Linked DNA regions of Homo sapiens: region 2 is linked to region 1. The links are chromatin contacts, found by Hi-C or POLR2A ChIA-PET in ENCODE. All regions are on one chromosome and are shown on one strand. The core of a region is the stretch at or near the end of the contact, and the rest is flanking DNA. Distances in the headings are between cores, read along the strand shown.

Evidence for each region. A loop is a pair of places that touch in the nucleus more often than their neighbours do. ChIA-PET counts read pairs that join two places held with the same protein, here RNA polymerase II (POLR2A). Pooled maps may share reads with other maps.
Region 2: a loop to region 1 is called in a pooled map, with 1.8 times the contacts of the local background. The contact joins two enhancer-like sites. A Hi-C loop is called at or near these places in 3 of 168 maps with a recorded cell type or tissue (CD14-positive monocyte and breast epithelium) and 5 of 50 pooled maps. POLR2A ChIA-PET finds 5 or more read pairs at or near these places in 1 of 52 experiments (common myeloid progenitor, CD34-positive).

What each region holds. Positions count from the first base shown.
Region 1 is chr21:41,394,576-41,400,049 of GRCh38, forward strand. It overlaps MX2 (MX dynamin like GTPase 2), which reads left to right. Exons shown (of 14, transcript NM_002463.2): 7 at 1,012-1,210; 8 at 3,038-3,116; 9 at 4,322-4,444; 10 at 4,621-4,762. Among named protein-coding and RNA genes, the nearest start is that of MX1, 29 kb to the right of the region's middle. Within about 2 kb of position 2,333, at least 11 of the 41 ENCODE cell types and tissues checked have a DNase peak (open chromatin) inside an H3K27ac peak, as active enhancers do.
Region 2 is chr21:41,343,599-41,349,072 of GRCh38, forward strand. It overlaps FAM3B (FAM3 metabolism regulating signaling molecule B), which reads left to right. Exons shown (of 8, transcript NM_058186.4): 4 at 878-936; 5 at 2,088-2,138; 6 at 3,415-3,502; 7 at 4,994-5,126. Among named protein-coding and RNA genes, the nearest start is that of MX2, 16 kb to the right of the region's middle. Within about 2 kb of position 2,858, at least 4 of the 41 ENCODE cell types and tissues checked have a DNase peak (open chromatin) inside an H3K27ac peak, as active enhancers do.

The DNA.
Region 1 (5,474 bases), core at 1,083-3,582:
TCTGGAAAGAGAGGTTCAAGAATAGTAGACCAGATAGCCAGACTTACCCACAAATTAAAACGAAGGACAAAATAGCGGAAGATAAGGCCAGGCACGGTGGCTCATGCCTGTAATCCCAACACTTTGGGAGGCTGAGGTGGGTGGATCATGAGGTCGGGAGTTTGAGACCAGCCTGGCCAACATGGTGAAACCTCATCTCTACTAAAAATACAAAAATTAGCTGGGCGTGGTAGCACATGCCTGTAGTCCCCGCTACTCAGGAGGCTGAGGCAGGAGAATCGCTTGAACCGGGGAGGCGGAGGTTGAAGTGAGCCACTGCACTCCAGCCTGGGCAACAGAGCGAGACTCCATCTCAAAAAAGAAAGAGAGAGAGAGAGAGAGAGAAAGGAAGGAAGGAAGCAAGGAAAGAAGGAAGGAAGGAAGGAAGGAAAGAAGGAAGAAAGAAAAGTGCTTTTCAACATACACAAACAAGAAATGCAGTGGCAATTTGACACTCAAGCAACATAAACAAAAAAGAGCACTTGGAATTCAAAGTTTTCAATCCAGTGCAAGCAGGAAGGAGTGGGGACAGAGGAGGGGGAGAGGAAAGTGGGAAGGAGGAGATCAGAGGAGGTGCCCACAAGAGGGAGCGGAGTGAGTCTGTTCAGGAGACACTAGAGAGGGACTCCCCTCAGTAGGGAACAAGGCATTTCTTGGAAACATGGTGCATGGAGCCAGTCCATTCTAACCATGCATGCTGCCTTAGTGCTGGGCACCCAGTAGGCATCCACGAAATATTTGTTAAGTCAACTATCCAGGACACTGAATGAACTGAGTGAGAGGGTGAGATAGCGAGCCAATAGAAATGCAAAGAAGAGGGGCAATGAGGGAATGAGGATGGAATGAGGCACTGGAGGATCAAGACTGCAGAAGACCTTGTTGGCCAAAAAAGGAGCCCATAGTCCAGTAGGAGTCAAACCTGTTTGAGGGGATCACTGACCTTTCCATTTCCCTTCTTTAACCATCTCACAGGTATCCTGACCAAACCAGATCTAATGGACAGGGGCACTGAGAAAAGCGTCATGAATGTGGTGCGGAACCTCACGTACCCCCTCAAGAAGGGCTACATGATTGTGAAGTGCCGGGGCCAGCAGGAGATCACAAACAGGCTGAGCTTGGCAGAGGCAACCAAGAAAGAAATTACATTCTTTCAAACACATCCATATTTCAGGTGAGACTCTTCAGGAAAGCTCTGGAATTAGACTCCATGAAAGCCAGCCCATCTGCAAGAGTTGGCCCAGATCATGACCAAAGTGTATGCACAAATTACACAAGGTAGTATAACCTAGCCTCACCTGATTTTTGTGCTAGATTTCTTGGCTTATTTAGACAAATTATTGTTTCTTAGATTCCAATGATGGTGCTGATTAAAAACTGGAATGTGTCATGACATAAAGCGTAGAACTCTTTGGTTTCCCAAAATGTTTTCACTTCCTTTCTGATTTGAGTCCTTATATTAAGAGATACATAAGGCAGGTGAAGTTTCTCCCATTTCCATGGATAAGAATAATGAGGTCAAACAAATAGTGAATGGGAACAGGACTGAACACAGAGCACCTAACTTCCAGAAACCCGTGTGTACCACCGTAAACGGCACACAGGAAAACCTGCTCGATGGAACTCTCCGTGTTTTTAGAGCCTCCAGTGCCCACAGTCATTTGCCAGAATATCACTTGTTTTTATTAAATAGAAACTTAATAATAACTGGCTTTATTAAATAGAAATTATCCTATAGAGACTCTGTAGTTTGTAGGACGCTGGGATTGTTCCCATTGAATGGAGCACTTTTCCCCTTCATTCTGGAACTTGTTGTTCCTGAATGATCCAGGAGCACAGAGGTCACTCCTGCTTGAAGGAGAGCTAATGGGAAAACTGAATTTGGGCCGAGTAGGTCTACGGCTTGCTGACTATGTGATCTTACAATATGGGCCACCTTCTCGGAATTTTGCCTTTCCCATCTTCTCCAGGGGATCCTACTACTGCCTCACAAGATTGTGGTTAGGATTACGTAACACGACATACACAAAGGTCTTGAGCGCCAACAGCCAGCACTCAGTAAACACCACCCGGTTCCTTCTTTCTTCCTCTCTGCTCCTGCTCTGAGTGGATGAAACATACTGTTTCCAATAGCACTGGAGGACATGAGGAGAAGAAAACTCTCCTCCTTGAGCTGGGAGAAGATTTCAAAATAATCAGGCCCATGGTTCTCCATGCTGAGTGAGCAGCAGACTCTCTGGAGAGTTCCTTAAAATTGTGCTAGCTCTGTCCTGCTCTGCCCTGAGGCCGGGGGAGGTGCCCAAGACTTCCTGCTTCTAACAGGTTCCTCCTGGTTGAGGCTAATGTTGCCAGTCCAGGGACCTCCCTTTGCAAACCGCTTCTCAAGGTCTTTGGGAAATCTGAAATCCTTGCATGCCTGCTTGCTGGGAGCCGTCCCTTGCAGTAAGAGGCACTGGCAGTGCTGGGGAATAATCCTGTGTGCTTCATCCTAAATTCCTGCTATTGGCAAACATGCTGCAGCCACGCTGCCTGCTGTGTGGCTGCAGCAAGCAAATGCAGCAAGCTGCTTAACCTTTCTGTGTCTCAGCCTTTCTTGCTCTAAAGTGGGTTGTTAAATGACTAAATGTGTTAATATTTATAAAGCCCTTAGATTGGTGCCTGGCACTTAGTAAGCACCATATATACTTTTGTGATGAGAAATAAAATACTAATCTGGGCAACTCACTTAATCTCCATGAGGCTGGGTTTGTTTTCCTGTAGCTAAGATGACCTACCTCATGAGTTTGTGGGGATGATAGAAAGGGAGGAGGGAAGGAAGCTTCCTGGCCCACAGTTGCCTGGGTGCAGGCTGGTGGCAAGTGTCTTTCTTATGCACCACTTGGCTTTTCTGATGGCACGTGTTGCCCCGGGGAGCTGGGCTCACCTACCACGCACAAAGTCCGGTACTAGCAAGATGGTACACAAGTCCTTCCTGAATGCATGAATGTCTGTCTCATTTCAGAGTTCTCCTGGAGGAGGGGTCAGCCACGGTTCCCCGACTGGCAGAAAGACTTACCACTGAACTCATCATGCATATCCAAGTGAGCCACGTGGGTTGGGTGACAAGTCATCAATACAGCATGCCCAAGTCACTCTCTTGGTCTGGAGTTGGCTAAGATGCCCCACTGATCTGTCCAAACAAGCAAACAAGTACCCTCTGAACACTGTCTCACTCACTGTCACAGGCTCACTGGAAGAACTTCCAAATTGGGGAAGCAACAAGTACATAGTATTAAAACAAATGTTTGAATTGGTCAACAGGGGGGAAAAAGAAGAGAAGGAAACAGTTTAGCAATATAAAAAGGAGTGACCACTGAGAGAGCAAGTTTTCTTTTTTCAATATGTTGTTAATACTTCCTGGTATAAAAAATTTTTCTTGCCAGGCATGGTGGCTCATGCCTGTAATCCCAGCACTTTGGGAGGCTAAAGCCAGTGGATCACCTGAGGTCAAGAATTCGAGACCAGCCTGACCAACATGGAGAAATTCCATCTCTACTAAAAATACAAAATTAGCTGGGCATGGTGGCACATGCCTGTAATCCCAGCTACTGGGGAGGCTGAGGCAGGAGAATCGCTTGAACCCGGAAGGTGGAGGTTGTGGTGAGCCAAGATCGTGCCATTGCACTCCAGCCTGGGCAACAACAGCAAAATTCCATCTAAAAAAAAAAAATTTCTTCTAGCCTCAAACTTCTAAGAAATAATTGGTTTGTAAGAAATAAGTCCATTTTTATGGATTCTCAAAAGCAGACAACTACAGACAAGGGCCTCATGACATCATCGATTATAGAAAAACTTTGGTTTGGCGGTTATTGAGAAATCGAATATTTTTAGTGCTTGCCTAAACCTTCACAAATGAGGCCAAGCAACATGGGAAGATTTAAATGTACCCTTAGAGCAAAGATGATTCCAGATCCTAGGACTTGGCCCATGCTAAATTGTATATCAGACAAAAGCAATGACTTACTTGAGCCAGGAAGCACATACTCAAAGAAAATTTGGTTTGAAGGAGCCAGTGGTTCTCCAACTTTAAGGCACACAAGAATTACCTGGAAAGTTTGTTACAATTAGATTCCACCAGTCAAGGTGGCCTACACATGTAATCCCAGCACTTTGGGAGGCTGGGGCAGGTGGGTCAAAAATTCCAGATCTTCCTGGATGCTTTAAAGGGCTCCTACTCATATACCAAAGAAATCAGTTGGCCAATCTCTTAAGCCGCAGTTTGATTGTTTGCAATTGTTTTGTTTAGAAATCGCTCCCGTTGTTAGAAGGACAAATAAGGGAGAGCCACCAGAAGGCGACCGAGGAGCTGCGGCGTTGCGGGGCTGACATCCCCAGCCAGGAGGCCGACAAGATGTTCTTTCTAATTGAGGTGAGGATTTCCGCAGGACTCCACGTGACACTGCATCCTTCCCTGGTGGCCCTGCAGCTGCCCTTCCCCTTCTTCACCCATGAGATGAGGTGGGCGGGTGGACATCTCCTTGCAACGCCGGTCCCAGTTCTTTCATATGATTTCCGCAAAGACTATTGACTTTATATCATTTTCAGAAAATCAAGATGTTTAATCAGGACATCGAAAAGTTAGTAGAAGGAGAAGAAGTTGTAAGGGAGAATGAGACCCGTTTATACAACAAAATCAGAGAGGATTTTAAAAACTGGGTAGGCATACTTGCAACTAATACCCAAAAAGGTAAGTTCTGGGCAGGGCTCCCTGCAAAACAGGGTGGTATTTACCCAGACCAGAGGCTATGTCCAGCACATGATAAGTGTGCCAAGAGTGGAACACGTCCATCCAAGACCGTGGAACCCTTGGTAATCAGCAACTGTCTCTCAACGAACAAAACCCAGAAATATGGGGCATCGACCTCAGCAACTCAACACAGGGCAATTCCACTGCCTCTGATGTCCTCGTGTCTTGATTTTGTTTTGTTTTGTTGAGACAGGGTCTCCCTCTGTTGCCTAGGCTGGAGTGTAGTGGCGCAATCATGACTCACTGCAGCCTCAACCTCCCAGGCTCAAGTGATCCTCCCACCTCAGCCTCCTGAGTAGTTGGGACCACAGGCATGAACCACCATACCCAGATAATTTTTGTACTTTTTTGTAGAGATAGGTTTTCACCACCATTGCTCAGGCTGCTCTTGAACTCCTAGGCTAAAGCAATCCACCTGCCTCAGCCTCCCAAAGTGCTGGGATTATAGATGTGAGCCACTGTGCCTGGCCTTGCTTCTTGGTTTTGAGGCTAAATGGCATTCCATGCCCACCTGAGGAATTCGCAGAGCAGCCCAGGGTACCTCAGGGCTGCTATCCTGAGTGCCTGGAGGGAAGCCTGTGCCCAAAGCAGGGGTCCAGATGACTCTGGGGGCCAGCCCCACATGAAGGCTCTCCAGCCACTGTTGAATTGA
Region 2 (5,474 bases), core at 1,608-4,107, 50 kb before region 1:
GCATGGAAAAAGGAGGAAGCCTTCCAAATTATTTTCATAAAGCTAACATGTCATTGATTCTGACACTTGACAATGGGAACATGCACATATACAACATGCACACACACAATTTCTGTGATCTTCAGCAATAATTACCATCTCCAGGTAAGTCATTTAGTTTTCCTGATTTTAGGGCACAATCCTCTTGAATTTGGCATTTCATATTCTACAATTTAAAGGTTAAAAATTAAGTGACATACTCAGGCATGGTGGCTCATGTCTATAATCCCAGCACTTTGGGAGGCTGAGGCGGGCAGATCACTGGAGCCCAAGAGTTCAAGACCGCCCTGAGCAGTATGGCAAAACTCCGTCTCTACAAAAAAATTTTTAAAATTAGCCTGTTGTAGTGGTGCACGCTTGTACTTCCAGCTACTTGGGAGGCTGAGATGGAAGGATTGCTTGAGCCCGAGAGGCAGAGGTTGCAGTGAGCCACGATTGCACAACTGCACTCCAGCCTGGGTGACAGAGTGAGACCCTGTCTCAATAAATAAATAGATAATAAATTAACAATAAAGTGCATCTGTGAAGAGCCTGAGCTAAATAAATGTTAGTTTTTCTTCCCCCTAGCCATTTGTCTAAATTATAAGATTGAATGCAGTGTCCAGGTCCCCTGAGAGTCCAGGTCCCCTGAGGGACTGAGTCTGTAGACACTGAGAATAGATGTGTGTGGATGAACATGGGGGTGGCGGTCTCGGGAGCTGCACCAAGGCGAATGCAGACTTTCAAGGAAAAGGTGGGGGACAGCAGATGAGACTGACATTTGGTCAGGCGAAGACTTCGCGGAGCGGGGAGAGTCGCACGCCTCTTGGTACTTGACTAATGCTTAGCTCCATTTCAGACTTATGGGAGAACAGCTGGGAAATGTTGCCAGAGGAATAAACATTGCCATTGTCAACTGTAAGTTACTAAACATTTTCTTTAAACTTCTCTAAAAGCTCTCTGGTCAGATTTTCAAAGGTACCTTGGGTTTTCGAGACTTTTGCGCGTGATTTAGTCTAGGTTTGTATTTTAATGCATTTTAAGATTATATACTCAATTATTTTTACAAGTCTCACTTCACAGATTATTTGTGGTTCTAACAACAAATAAACAACTGAAAACCAAATATAGACTTTATTTTAAAAAAAGAAAAAAACAGAGGGATAGGCCAAAGTTAGGGTTAACACCAGAAGGGCCGCCAAGGGGGTGCAGCCTGTGGTCCTGGACTGAGCCTCTCATTTGCTCCCAGAGTCCCAGTGTCTGCTCAGGGGCTGACACCATAGACCATCTCATCCTTCTGTGTGATAAAAGCCACTGCAACCTCGTGGGAAACAAAACTTGGCCTTTCTCTTAGGTCTGGAATAAAGCTCTCTCACAGTTGCCTTTGAGGGGCCCAGAGGAGAAGGAAAGGGTTTCCCACAACGTCCCTGTGAGTGAGTGGGCCGCATAGCCCCGAGACGTGAGGGCTGTGGAAGTGAAGATAAAATGCTCCCAATCTGACAGCCCTGAAGGAGGCTGTAAAGTAGGAAGTGGGCAGGCTGAGGGGGCTCTGGTGTTTCTGTGGGATGAGGCGGGTGGGCCTGGCTGAGGGGGCTCTGGTGTTTCTGTGGGAAGAGGCGGGTGGGCCTGGCTGAGGGGGCTCTGGTGTTTCTGTGGGATGAGGCGGGTGGGCCTGGCTGAGGGGGCTCTGGTGTTTCTGTGGGATGAGGCGGGTGGGCCTGGCTGAGGGGGCTCTGGTGTTTCTGTGGGATGAGGCGGGTGGGCCTGAGTGAGGGGTCTCTGGTGTTTCTGTGAGATGAGTTGGGTGGGGGAGGTATTAGTGTTCCATCAGGTGTAACCCAAAGCAAACTGGAAGAAAGTTCTAGCACAGCTTCCAGCACTTTCCTTTGACCTGGTTTTGGGGACTCTCCTCAAGGGGCCCGCCCTGTCTCTGCAGGCTGGGTCATTACATCAGTGGTGTTTGCTGGAGATAGACAGGGAAGAAATATTTCCTTCCCCAGGCCCTGGTGCCACAAGTGCGCCCTAGTTCTGTGAACTTTCTTTTAAAATACCATTTCTTTTATTTTCAGATGTAACTGGGAATGTGACAGCAACACGATGTTTTGATATGTATGAAGGTGGTAAGAAAATTTTTTCTGTTAAAATTCAAATGAATTTTAAACAGAAAATTAAGATTAAAAAGCACAAAGAAAAATGTCAACCATTTTTATTTTGTCTACTAGAAAAACGCCAGCAGCTCTCCTGAGTAATCTAGAGTGGTCTTATGTAGATCCTCTTAAACTCTAATTGAATTCATAGAACATTTGAAGGCATCATCTAGAAATGTCTTTTCTTCTGTTAGTTTTCCTCAGTCTTTCTCTTTTTAGCTCTCATGATATAATAAGAAAGAGAAAAAGCCTTTTTTTTAAAAAAAAAAAAAAGCCAAATACATTATATGTAAAATAAAGCCACCAGCATCCAGCCCTAAATATCATCATCCTTTGAAAGCTGTCACGATTACTCCTGGTGACTCACAGTGCTCTGCTGGGCTCAGGGCAAGCATTCCCGGAACCCACGGGTGCCCAGTCTTTCTCGATGGTCTCTCCTTTCTAGGCACTGACTCTTGACTGCAGTTGTTGGCCAGGATATACTATCCCCTCTTATTTTTATATATCAATGAGACTTTCAAAAACAAGTTTTTATAAAGATAGTGAAGACGAAGAATAGAAAACGCCTGCACCCACCCAATAAGAAGGACACAGTTGTACTCTGCAGTTAACCTAAGCAGAACAGTAAATAATGAGCCGCAGCGGTGAGTAACAGGGTTTGAGGTTTACCTTTATTTTATAAGGCATAGATAAGTCTCTTGGCACAGACTTGCCCACGGTCCACATGTCTCGTATTTGAGTTCTGTGGGAGTCTCTCTCCTGCACACGTCGGTGTGTTTGCAAGGCCACTCTGCTCAGTGGTCGTGGTGTGGGTGTGGGTGTGGCCCTTTATCAGTGACTACAGAGAACACTCCACCTGTGCCACACAGGCTGCTGCTTGTTAAGAGTTTGGTGATCTCATTTCTAAGGAGGGTTTTTTTTTTCTACCAGGGGCTCCACTTCTCTTGTTTGTTGGTCAAAAAAGCTCCTTATCTTGACCCCCTTTCACTACTGCCCTGAACACCTATTGCAAGTGTTAGGTTCTTTTCCTTCTACGCTGTGCCACTCACCTCAGATAGTCCCTATGGTACCCCAGTGAATGTTCACACGTCCAGAGCTAGCACACCATCTGCAGGGTTGAGCAGCGAGCGCTGGGACCCCCAAGGATTCAGAATGGACACAGAATGCAGGTGCAGGAGGAAGCCCAGCACCCAAGGCAGAGCCTCAGTGAACAGCAAAGACCCTAAAACTGACTTGCATCCCCCAATAGATAACTCTGGACCGATGACAAAGTTTATTCAGAGTGCTGCTCCAAAATCCCTGCTCTTCATGGTGACCTATGACGACGGAAGCACAAGGTGAGTGGGTGTAGGTCTGTCACAGCGGTGGGCAAGAGAAGCCAGCTGGGGCAGAGGCTGCCAGGGTCTCTCAGTGACATCCTCTGGGGACAAGCAGAAAGTCCAGGAGCAAAGTACTTCTCTAAGGAAAAAGAATGAAAGATCATGACAAAATAGATGGCATTTCTTTAAAAAAAAATTAAATCACTAACCACAGAAGTACTAGAACCTAAATCAAAGGAGTATTTCAAGGAATCAAGACAAAGCCACTGTTGACCATAATTAGGACAGACAAACTAACCTCCGGACAGAAAGCCTAAACCCAGGGTGGCATTAATAGTTACAGCAATGTGAAAGGAAATTGAGATAATTTCCCTATAGAAAGAGGAAAAGAGGCTGGGCGCAGTGGCTCACACCTGTAATCCTAGCACTTGGGAGACCGAGGCAGGCGGATCACGAGGTCAAGGGTTCGAGACCATCCTGGCCAACATGGTGAAACCTTGTCTCTACTAAAAATTAAAAAATTAGCCAGGCATGGTGGCATGCACCTGTAGTCCCAGCTACTCAGGAGGCTGAGGCAGGAGAATCGCTTGAACCCAGGAGGCGGAAGTTGCAGTGAGCCAAGATTGCACCACTGCACTCCAGCCCGGTGACAGAGCGAGACTGTCTCAAAAAAAAAAAAAAAAAAAAGAGGAAAAGAATAAAGAAATACACACATACACATTCAATACTGTACTAGAAGTGGATGTAGCTCAGTGCCTCTCAGAGTGTGTCCTACTAAGTAAACCAAACCTGTGTCTTTGCTGCAGAATGTCTAAGAACCTTCAAAGTGCTTATTTGTGTGGTGAATTTCCCAGACAGGGCTACTGACCACAGCATTTCCCAAATTTATCAGATTCCTTTTTTCATGGAGCATCTTACCAAACTGAAGTTCCTTGGCACATACTTTGAAAAATTCTGACTTAACTCACTTAGAACAATCTAAACTTAACTGTTTACTTTCCTGTCTACCCTCCTGTCACTTCCTCTAAATCTTAATGTTTGCAGTGGCAGTATTGTTTTACATTTCTTTTTCCTTTTTGATGTGGACTTTTCTGATTATGAAAAGGGGGCAGTTTTGGCATTTGCTTTCATCTTTCAGCAACTTCTCTCCACCTTATTTTGTGGTCACTAAACAAGGGGCAGAGCAATAGCCGAAAATTGTATTGGCTGAGTGTGAGCCTGAGATTGAACCCCAAAGCACAAGGGCTTTCCAGAATTGAGAAGTAGAATTCTGTGCCCCAAACTGGGGCCTAAAATGGCTCTGGATGTCCAATGGTTAACTAGAAATGTGACATTCTCAAGAAGCATGTGTGCCTCTTAGCTGCCACTGTGTGTCATGCACTGCAGCAGGAGATGAATGTGTTTAGAAACCTCCATCCAAGGATGCACAGCGTAACACATCCAGAGCAGAGTTCCTCTCCTCTCCACGTCTCCCTGAGATGCTCACATGCTTTTCCCTTTGTCCTGCAGACTGAATAACGATGCCAAGAATGCCATAGAAGCACTTGGAAGTAAAGAAATCAGGAACATGAAATTCAGGTCTAGCTGGGTATTTATTGCAGCAAAAGGCTTGGAACTCCCTTCCGAAATTCAGAGAGAAAAGGTGAGTGGTTTTAAAATGTCCCTTCCCACCAATGGTGAGTATAGTAAATGCTGTGCCTTGAAAACGTTCCTGGTGGGTTATAACTCCGTCTCCAAACATAAGAGTTGTGTCAGCTGTTTCCATGAGATCAGCATTAGATCCGGACAGAAGTTTCAAACTTCTCCAATCTCTTTCAAAGTAGAAAATTCTGAATGGGCTGTTGGTATTGGTTTTTCACCATGCTGCAGCCAACATGGTCTGTCCTGGGCCTCTCCTTCCTTGGGCAGGAGGTTTACCTCCCCAAGCTCCTGCTATGGGGAAAGTAAGAGAGCTCACCTCTTAGGATGGCTGAGAGCATGAACAGACATG